Regions from separate parts of the Mus musculus genome. Here region 1 is linked to region 2. A link is a contact called in ENCODE Hi-C or POLR2A ChIA-PET data. All regions are on one chromosome and are shown on one strand. The core of a region is the stretch at or near the end of the contact, and the rest is flanking DNA. Distances in the headings are between cores, read along the strand shown. Region 1 holds the start of Cebpzos (CCAAT/enhancer binding protein (C/EBP), zeta, opposite strand). Region 2 holds the start of Strn (striatin, calmodulin binding protein).

What was found. A loop is a pair of places that touch in the nucleus more often than their neighbours do. ChIA-PET counts read pairs that join two places held with the same protein, here RNA polymerase II (POLR2A).
Region 1: a loop to region 2 is called in a map of T-helper 17 cell, with 2.4 times the contacts of the local background. The contact joins the promoter of Cebpzos here to the promoter of Strn in region 2. A Hi-C loop is called at or near these places in 1 of 37 maps with a recorded cell type or tissue (T-helper 17 cell). POLR2A ChIA-PET finds 5 or more read pairs at or near these places in 1 of 5 experiments (embryonic stem cell).

The regions. Positions count from the first base shown.
Region 1 is chr17:78,914,717-78,919,180 of GRCm38, forward strand. Cebpzos (CCAAT/enhancer binding protein (C/EBP), zeta, opposite strand) reads left to right here and starts at 1,783. Exons shown (of 5, transcript NM_001177403.1): 1 at 1,783-1,977; 2 at 3,641-3,756; 3 at 4,340-4,384. The coding sequence starts at 3,642. Cebpz (CCAAT/enhancer binding protein zeta) reads right to left here. Exons shown (of 16, transcript NM_001024806.2): 16 at 4,287-4,464.
Region 2 is chr17:78,735,124-78,740,118 of GRCm38, forward strand. Strn (striatin, calmodulin binding protein) reads right to left here and starts at 1,438. Exons shown (of 18, transcript NM_011500.3): 1 at 1,131-1,438. The coding sequence starts at 1,364.

The DNA.
Region 1 (4,464 bases), core at 533-3,032, 180 kb after region 2:
ATGTGCTGTATAATGATACTCCATTACATGTAAGCACAGGGTGGCTTTTGCATCCTCTTCTATTGGTTTTACAAATGTGTTTCTCTCTTTTACCTGCCATTAATGGGGTATCAACCAAAGGAGATATATTGATGGTGGACAAAGAAAATGGGCTTAACATATATTTTATTGCGCCATATAAGTTCCTTGATTTAGTTGTGTCTTCTAAGGACACTAAATACATCATTTTTGGATGACATTGCATTTGTCAAAAAGACCACTAATAAAAATGGCTAGTTGAGCCATGTCTTTGTCATTGCGTTATTGCTCTTAAGAGACACCACAACCAAGGCAATTCATAAAGAAAAAGGACTTAATTGAGAGCTGACCTACAGTTTCAGAGGTAATTTACTGTCTACTTGGTGGAGCTGGAGAAGTCGCTGAGAGCTCTACAGTCTGATCCATAGGCAAAGAGAAAGACTGGGTCTGGTGTGGACTTTTGAAACCTCAAATCACACCCCCAGTGACACACTTCCTTCAACAAGGCCACACCTTGCACCTTGTTGAATCCTTATAATCTTTTTGACACTTGTACTCCCTGGTGTAACTTTAATTTTTCCAAATCCCATTTAAAAAAAAATATTTATTATTATATGTAAGTACACTGTAGCTGTCTTCAGATGCACCAGAAGAGGGCGTCAGATCTCATTATGGTTTTGAGCCACCATGTGGTTGCTGGGATTTGAACTCAGGACCTTCAGAAGAGCAGTCGGTGCTCTTAACCACTGAGCCATCTCTCCAGCCCTCAAATTCCATTTTTAATGATGGTTTTTAAACACTTTAACCTTCCTTGTAACCCACCACTCACCAGAGGTAGTGGGAAAGAAAGGATACGGGGGGGGGGGGGGAAGTGGAACTGTTTAGAAAGGTTCTTTGGAGCAACTCCCTTCTGTGTTGTCTGGAAATCAGTTCAGTTCACAGGTTAGCAGGCAGCGGTAGTTGGATCCACTGGCAAACACCTCATGGATACAGTTCTGTAGAGTCAGGTTAGCAACAGCAGTGACATGTCCAGATGTTCGAATCAACAGTCGGAACCAACAGGAACAGGGAATCGAAGATGCAAGATCCATAAGTGTTGCACAGTTAGCTGTACCAGTGAGCCAAGTCAAGCCAAGCCAAGCTAAGCTAAGCCAAGCCAAGCCACTCCCCCTCCCCCAATTTCCATTATGTTTACCTTGAACGTTTTGTTGGGCAGCATTCATAGCTTCCTGTGTTTGCTTGTTTGAGACAGGGTTTCTCCGTGCAGCCCTGGCTGTGGATCTCTGAGGACAGACTGCATTTTAATAAAAGTGGATATAGTCTGACATTCCAGGCTTTGTCATGCACGTGGTCCCTCTTTAGGCATTCCTATGCCCCATCTCCTATCTTTCCTTCCCTTAGGTCAGCCCTCTTCTTGACTATTGGGCAGCACCTAGGCACAGCGCTTCTCACCTTTAATGTGTAAAGGAATTGTCTAGGAACCTGGCTAAAGGGCAAATCCCAATTTAGGGTCCCACTTTTCTGGCCACTCTCTGGCGATGGGTTGTTCCCGTTCTGATACATTTTGGGTTTAGAGTGGGAGAGACGATCCATGTGCAGAGTTTGGAGATGGTGTCCTGGGTTCAAATGTGAATTCTTTTACTTGGGTGTGACCGCGGGCAGGATAACCTTGCCTAAACGATACCAGCTTCCCACAGCTAGTTAGGTCAGGTTCCTCTGTGGGGCGTGGCTAAAGCTGGGGGCGTGGCGCTAAGACCGTGCGCTTGCGCAGTCGGGTTGCGGAGGCCTCAGGTAAGGACCGGGCAGTGTTTCTTGTCCTCTGTTCCCCAATGTGTGGCGCGTGGGGTCTGTGACATTCTTGGGTGTGGGGAACACTCGAGCGAGCCCGCCCCGCAGGCGCAGGAGCGCGAGCGTTTCCGGGTCGCCGAGCCGCGACGCATGCTGGGACCAGGACCCCGGGTAAGGCTGGGTGCTCGCTGTTGGATCCTTGCAGGGCAGCAGCCCCCGGTCGCAGCGCCGCCTTTCCTCCCTCGGGCCTACACTGGAGCACACGCAGGGTTGCTTCTCCTGCGCTGCAGCCCCAGGCGCTCCTGTGCAACAAGGCTCCGTGGTCTTTGGTCTCCCTGAGCCATCTTGTCTGGACAGTGTGTCTCTGGTGACAAACGTGCTTTATTATTAAGTAGACAAGTCCCGAAGCGCAGGGCTTTGGAATGTGGCACGTCCATCAGTTTTTAAGAAATTAAGTGTTTTATTAATATCATTATTTGGACTGTTTGATATCTTAGCATCACTCTCTTCCAATCAAAAAAGATTTCGCTCAGATCCCGTAAGTTGTGGAACAGGATGCAGGCAGGTGTGCCCTGTCCTCGCCCTGAAACCTTAAAACCGCCCTTGAGAACTTAGAACTGAGCGGGACCGTCAGTGATTTAGCAGAGTACTGGGAAATCGAGGAACACAGCTGTCCCTTCTGCCTCCTCCCCAGTTTTTTATTTGCTTCGTTTTAAAAATGAGAATAATACAGTTTTTTTTTTTTCTGGTCCCTGAGTAATTCCCATTACTAAAGTGAAAAACGAACGTTGGAGGAGGGACACATGGTAACAGAGTCCAAGGCGAATCCTGATAGTGTTTAATTATTTTCATGCTTAGATACCATGAAAGGGACGTAAAAGCAGGGGAAAGGACTGGCTGATCCTGAACATTAAAGAACAGCCTGTCTCAGCATTGAGCAGTGGGAAAATATCAGAATATTAGATCAAAAGCTTAGTAGTTTGGGGTTATAGGGAGTTAGTTATAAAGCCTGAGCTACCTTTTGCATATTTAGCAAGACAAAACCTTATTTACTGGATAACGGTTCTTCAAAGACACCTTCTTTTGACTGTTGGAAACTGAGCCTACTACTCATGCTAATAGCTTGCATGCTCCCGTTCTCGGTTTGTCTCTGCGTACAGGGGGGAAGACTTCAGTTACTCGAAGCTTTGCCATGGACTGGGTCACCACCAGTCAACTTCTCCCCCATGGGCCAGGGCTTTGTATAAAACCTGGAGTGACTTCACGGGGGGGGGGGGGATTACTGGGGTGCCTGCCACCCTAGTCTTGCTGAATCAGGATCTGGGGACTGGGAAGTGGTCTGAAGGCTTAGGAACGCACGCTGCTTTGGGGATGGTGCATTGAAGTGTTCCAACACTGAGACTGCCTTAGAGCCAAGACTGGTTTGCTACCGTCTGGTTTCATATCCGTCTAGGAAAGGCATGAACTGTGGTGCAACTTAACAAAAGTACCTTCCTCTTGCAGGGCAGTCTCCAAAAGGGCCTTCCAATGCTGTTCCTATTATTAGACTGTATTATAATTCCTAGGTCAGCTAAAAAGTTTCTCTCTAACAGACACTAAAAAGCCTTAGTTCCTCCAGTTTTGCTTTGTAAAGAGCTCTATACCTTCTCAGAATTTCTGTGGTTTATCACACTCCTTAGGCATGGAGATCGGAAACTGCATGTAGGAATGTCTAAACGAAACACATACTACCCTTGAGGTTCATACAAGCACTGAGACTGGGGGTGGAGGTTTTTCTTTATAGATGTGGCAACAGAAATCTAAACATGCTCATCCATCCATGTTGTTAATGTAGGATGGCTCGGATCATGGAACCGCTGGCGAGGAAGATCTTTAAAGGAGTGCTAGCAGCTGAGCTTGTGGGTGTCGCTGGAGCTTACTGTCTGTTTAAAAAGATGCACTCCAGCCAAGGTAAACTCAGCTCAGCAATTGTTTTCTAGCAGGGGATGCACTCAATGTTGGTGACATTTCTGGGCAAAAATGTTTCTTGAGACTGAAGGTATCGGACGTTTTTATGGGCAGGAGGGGAGCGAGGCTGTTATTGTACCTGCAGACTAGGAGTGTCTGGGTTTTACCTGGGAAGGGTAGAACAGACGTCCCTATTCTGGCTCAGAACTGAACGGAATGGGTGGAGGCAGCTCAGCCTGCCCGTCATACTTACTTGTAGAAAAAGCTAACACCGCTGTGGGCAGTGATGGTGCACACCTCTCCCAGAACTCGGGAGGCAGAGGCAGGTGGATCTATGTGAGTTCGAGGCCAACCTGGTCTACAGTGATTTCCAGGACATCTAGGGCTACTGTGAAACCCTGCCTTGAAAAACAAAAACCAAACAAAACGATAAAGGCTATATTTTAAGATGAATGTAATTTGTATACTATCCTGTAAGATTTACTTCTTGGATTAGTAGATGGACCTTAGTACAAAATGCTAATAGACACTAATATACTAAATTGTTGTTTAATATGTTAATACAGTGATTTTTTTTTAATATCAGATTTCAGACAAACAATGAGCAAGAAATTTCCATTCATTTTGGAAGGTATGTTTTTCTTCAAGTAAAAATTCAAGTGTGAAACAACCTATAGATTCTGTGATGTTTTTACAACTTTAGAGCAAGTG
Region 2 (4,995 bases), core at 188-2,687:
CTGTGGCCACATCAATCTCTCAAAGCAGTACGCTTCTACAAGCGAGTCTCTTCAGTGTTTCTTTCTCTTCATATTTTGTGCCAAAAAAAAAAAAAACCACCAAAAACCAAAAAAGAAACACACTTCGAGTGCTTCGCAAACAAACTAAAACTGTACTCAAATTTCATAAGCATACAGATTTAGCCCATAAAACAGAGAGGCACAATTCACAGCTCTTTGAGTTCCTCTGGAAATTAGTGTATGTGTTGGAAGTTTTATAAACAGTCACAGTAAACCTACTTACCAACTCAGAGTGACCAGTGAGTTACCAACCTTTCATGCTTCTCTGGCGCACAAGAGCTCCTCTCAGATAAGCATGCTTTATCTGGCAGGTTATGCAAGGGGGCAACGTAGCCCTGAAGCCCCTTTAGTTCCTTTTAAGCTCTGGACATACAAATCAACTCTTGGGAAGTTTGAGATTCTGTGAAAAGATGTCCCACCTCTGCCCATTTTCTGACTCCCATCAATCAAATCCTTCACTGAAACCTATGAGTCTAACCCAAACGCGAATGCGGGATGGGGTCAAAGGGCAGACAGGGAAACATTTTCAGACATAAAACTGGAGCTGACACTGCTAGTAACATCAGTTTCTCGAGGAAAGCCAAGGCCTCACTGATACAACTTGTGTTGCTTTCTCTGGTCACCTTCCTTGCAGAGTGAGCGATAGACAACTGCCAAACCCTTCTGCGAGGAACGTCTCTAGACCTAGGGTGCGTCAGGTTGAGCCAGGATGATCTGCTCGGAGTCTCTCAAAACTACTGTCAACCCAATCAGTAAACCGAAAGGGACAGACAACCCCAAAATGTGGCATGGCAAACCAGTAGGAATAAGCACCGGAGTTGAGAGTGGGGAAAACAGCCGCCGGGAGGGTAAATGGATCAGAAGGAGTGGGAAAACAGGCTCAAGGAAGTGGGATCAGCAAAAAAAAGTCAAAGGTGACTGGAGGAAGGGGGATGAGATTCTGGAAGTGATGGGCGCAAGGCAAGGGGGAGGGGGCGCGAGCGGGCTGGGGGAGGGGGCGAAGGGTCTGGGGCGGGGCTGAAGAGAGAGAAGAGGCGGGATGAGGACCGCCAGGCCGGGAGGGTCTTTACCTGCAGCTCCGCCCGCTCCACCTCCCACTGGGCTCTCTCCACCTCGAAGCGGGCCCATTCGTGCTGCAGGAAGTGCAAGATCCCCGGGAGGCTGTACTGAGCTCGGGCCGCCCCCGCCGCAGCCGCTCCGTCTCCGGCCGCTGCAGCCTCCGCCAGAGGCCCGAGCCCCTTAGCACCGCCAGCTCCCGGGTGGTTGTTGCTGAAGAAGACGCCGGGCCCCGCCTGCTCGTCCATGGCGGCCGCACGAACCCCGGGGAGCTCTCTGCCTAGGCGCCCAGCAGCGGCGGCAAACTGCGGCGGCCAGCTCTGCCTCCTCCCTCCGCCGCTCCCCGCCCACACCCCAGTCAGCAGGGAGCAGCCGCCCGGGCGCGGGGGCCGGGCGAGCCCGTGACGGGCCGGGAAGTGGGTCAACTGCGGCCCGCGGGGCTTGCCGGGAAATGTAGTCCCGGGGCGTGGCGAACCCCGCTTGCCTGTAGGCCTGCGCCTCTCGGAGGCCGGACCGAAGCCACGCCCTTTCCTCGCCACGCCCTCCCCTGACGGCTCCGCGGGTTTCCTCTTCGGCAGTGCGGCCAGCCGATGCCCCTCGGGTCGCGCCGCCGCAGGCTCCCTTCATGCGGAAGTTCGCGAGCGGCGCTCCCTGTTGCATATTCGCACGCGGAAGTTATCACGCCAAGTACCAGCCCTAGCTCCACTTAGTTTAGGGCTTCCTGGTCGTTTTGTTAAGAAATAGGCGCTGGGCAAGCCATCCGGTCGTCTGCCCCCTCGTCGCCCTTTTCGGGGTTCATCAAAGCCTCGACACCCCTGGACCACGGCTTGCCATCGAGCCTACCATTCATCCCCAGAGGGGCTCAGTGCTTGTTAACAGACCAGTTTTCCCTTAGGAGGAGGAACTCTGGTCTTCTCTCTTTCTGCTAAGGTTCGACATTTGCCATGAGGGCTTTTTCTAATTTCCAGTTTAACACTTGGTCTGAAATATTAGTATTAAAAGTCCCTTTCTCTGTGCTAATCCTGCTTGTAAATTCTGCCAAAGTTTTAGATCTCCAGTAATAAAGAAGTGCTGCCTGTCCAATCTCATTTTTCCCCCCATCTTTGCGGCAGTTTTCACTCAATTCGCTTGAACAAGTATTTTATTGTCAGTAATATTCCGTGCCAGGAATATAAAGATAGATGTCACAGTTCTTGTCATCAAAAGGAGGTTGACATACATATAGAGTCACAGAGCCCTAAGGGCTACAATCAGAAGGAACAAAGTCCCTTTTTGCTCTATTGCACTCCTGAACCCGGGAACCTCCCCTTCCCACTTGTCGCTTTCCTAATTTCTTGGGCAATTGATCTTTACACCAAAGGCACACTAAAATCCTTTCCTTCTAAGTGGTTTGCCAGTGTTTTCCCTCTCTGAGTACCCTGATAACTATTATCATTATAAATTTACACTACACCAACTGGAGAAAGGAATGTGCCTGAAGAACATTTAAGAAATGAAAACGAAATTAAGTAATTATTTATCTGTCACTCCAACAAAAAAAAATTGTAATTTTGTTTTGATCTGGTGGACATGAAAAAAGAAAAAAAGAGAGTCAAGATACAAGCTGATGAGTGACTTGCAAGGGAAGGGCATCCTGTCCCTGTCCTCTCTGTTCCCTGGTCTTCCCATGGCAACTTGTGAAAAGGACAGGAAACACATTGTCTCTGCTCGGGTTGCAAAGAGCGATGGCAAAGCCCTCTGCTCAGTTACTGAATGTTTCTGCTTTGTGAATTCATTCTTTATTATCATAAAAAGTTGATCCAGGCCTGGCCAAATTCCTTGTGTCATAAATTAGTTTGGCTCTAAATGTTCTTTGAGATCCAGCCTGATTCATTCACAGCTCAAGAAATTGAGACTGTCCTCAATGAGACCTTGAATGACAGATGACTACCAAAACTAGCACCCAGATTACCTGCCTGTTAGCCCAGTAACCTTAAAAAAATTAAGCTGGACATGGTGGCACAGCCCAGAGACAAGAGACAAGCAGAGGGAAACAGATTTCTGAGTTTGAGACCAGCCTGGTCTACAGCATGAGTTCTAGGACAGCCAGGGCTAGTTATATATTTCTCTATCTATCTGATTTAATTTTAATTAATTAAAAACATGCTGACTACTCTTATATCTATCAGAACCAAGAAAACATAAATAGAATTTTTTTCCTTTCTTTTTTTTTTCCCTATCCTTTTCTTTCTGTTTTTTGTTTCTTGGATTTTTGAGACAGGGTTTCTCTGTGTAGCCCTGGCTGTCCTGGGACTTGCTCTGTAAGACCAGGCTGGCCTCCAACTCAGAGATCTACCTGCCTCTATCTCCCAAGTGCTAGGATTAAAGAAGTGTGTGCCACCACCTGGCTAAGATTGGAACTTTTTCATCTGAGCGATTTAAGTAATTTTTATAAGCTTGGGTGTTAAACAATCTGTTTTTTTCCTCTAACAGAAGACATGTCAGACAAGACAATGGCTTTAAACTGATTCACAAAAGACTATAAAACATAATTAAATGCATAGATAATAAGGCAGGGTAGATGATTCAGTCAATAAGGTACTTGCCATCTAAGCATGGGAAACTGGGTTTGAATCCACAGCACACACATAAAAGCGAGGTGCAGGCAATGACCTGTAATTCAGTAATGGGAGATGGCAGGATATAAAGTAGAGACAGGTAAATTTATGGATATAAGTGACTAGCCAGTCTGGCCAAACAGATGAACTCTAGGTTCAGTGAGAGATTCCTGACTCTATTTAAAAACAAACAAACAAAAATAAAATAGAGCTGGGGATTAATCAAGGAATACTCATGGATTTCAGACAGACACACACACACACACATATACATGCTACACTAATGGATTTCAGACATGCACACACACATACACATGCTACACTCATGGATTTCAGACATGCACACACACATACACATGCTACACTCATGGATTTCAGACATGCACACACACATACACATGCTACACTCACATACTTCCCAAAAGTATCAACATCCTGGACTACTATGGATACATACTAGAGAATCATTTTCATTCTTATTTAAACTTTATTATCAAATAATTTCTTTGCTTTTGAGTACATCTTTACAATCAAAATAGCATTGATGGTTCATATCATGGACATAACATTCAATAAGTCAAAATATTAAGAGTTATAGTAAAATAGGATATTAAACTTACTTTAAAAGATCTGCATGTGGTAATATTTTGTTGGTAGTTTAACAAAACTCAGTACATTTTTTAAAGTTTTAAGGTTCTTTGTTTTAATAAGGACCCTGAATCCTGTATTACTATATGAGCTAGATTCTAAAACATGTGTGTGTGTGTGTGTGTGTGTGTGTGTGTGTGTGTGTGTGTTTGCTGCTCATGAGTGGAGGTCAGAGAATAACTTATGGAGTAAGTTCTCTCCCTTTAGTGTGTGGGTTCCTGGGGATGGAAGGCAGGACTGTCAACTTTATTAAAGCATAACACATGTCTTACAAAATCAGTGTGAGGTCATATAGGAGAATGAATTTAAATGTTTACCATAATACCTACCTATGGTATATACTAAATAATCATAACTTTTTATAATATAGTTCACAAGACTAAATGAAATTTGTACACACACACACACACACACACACACACACACACACACACACACACACTTAAGGCCCTGGTCAATGCCATAATTAATTTCCCTTTTGCCTTCTTCACTCCCACTCCAGGACTTCAGTAAGAGTTAAATCCTAAAACCAACAAGACTGATGCTTAAGCTAACCTCTAAGCCTCAAACAAAACTCATGGTGTTGTTGATGTTCCAATATCTTCATTATCCAATAAAGCCCAAGTGGCAGGGC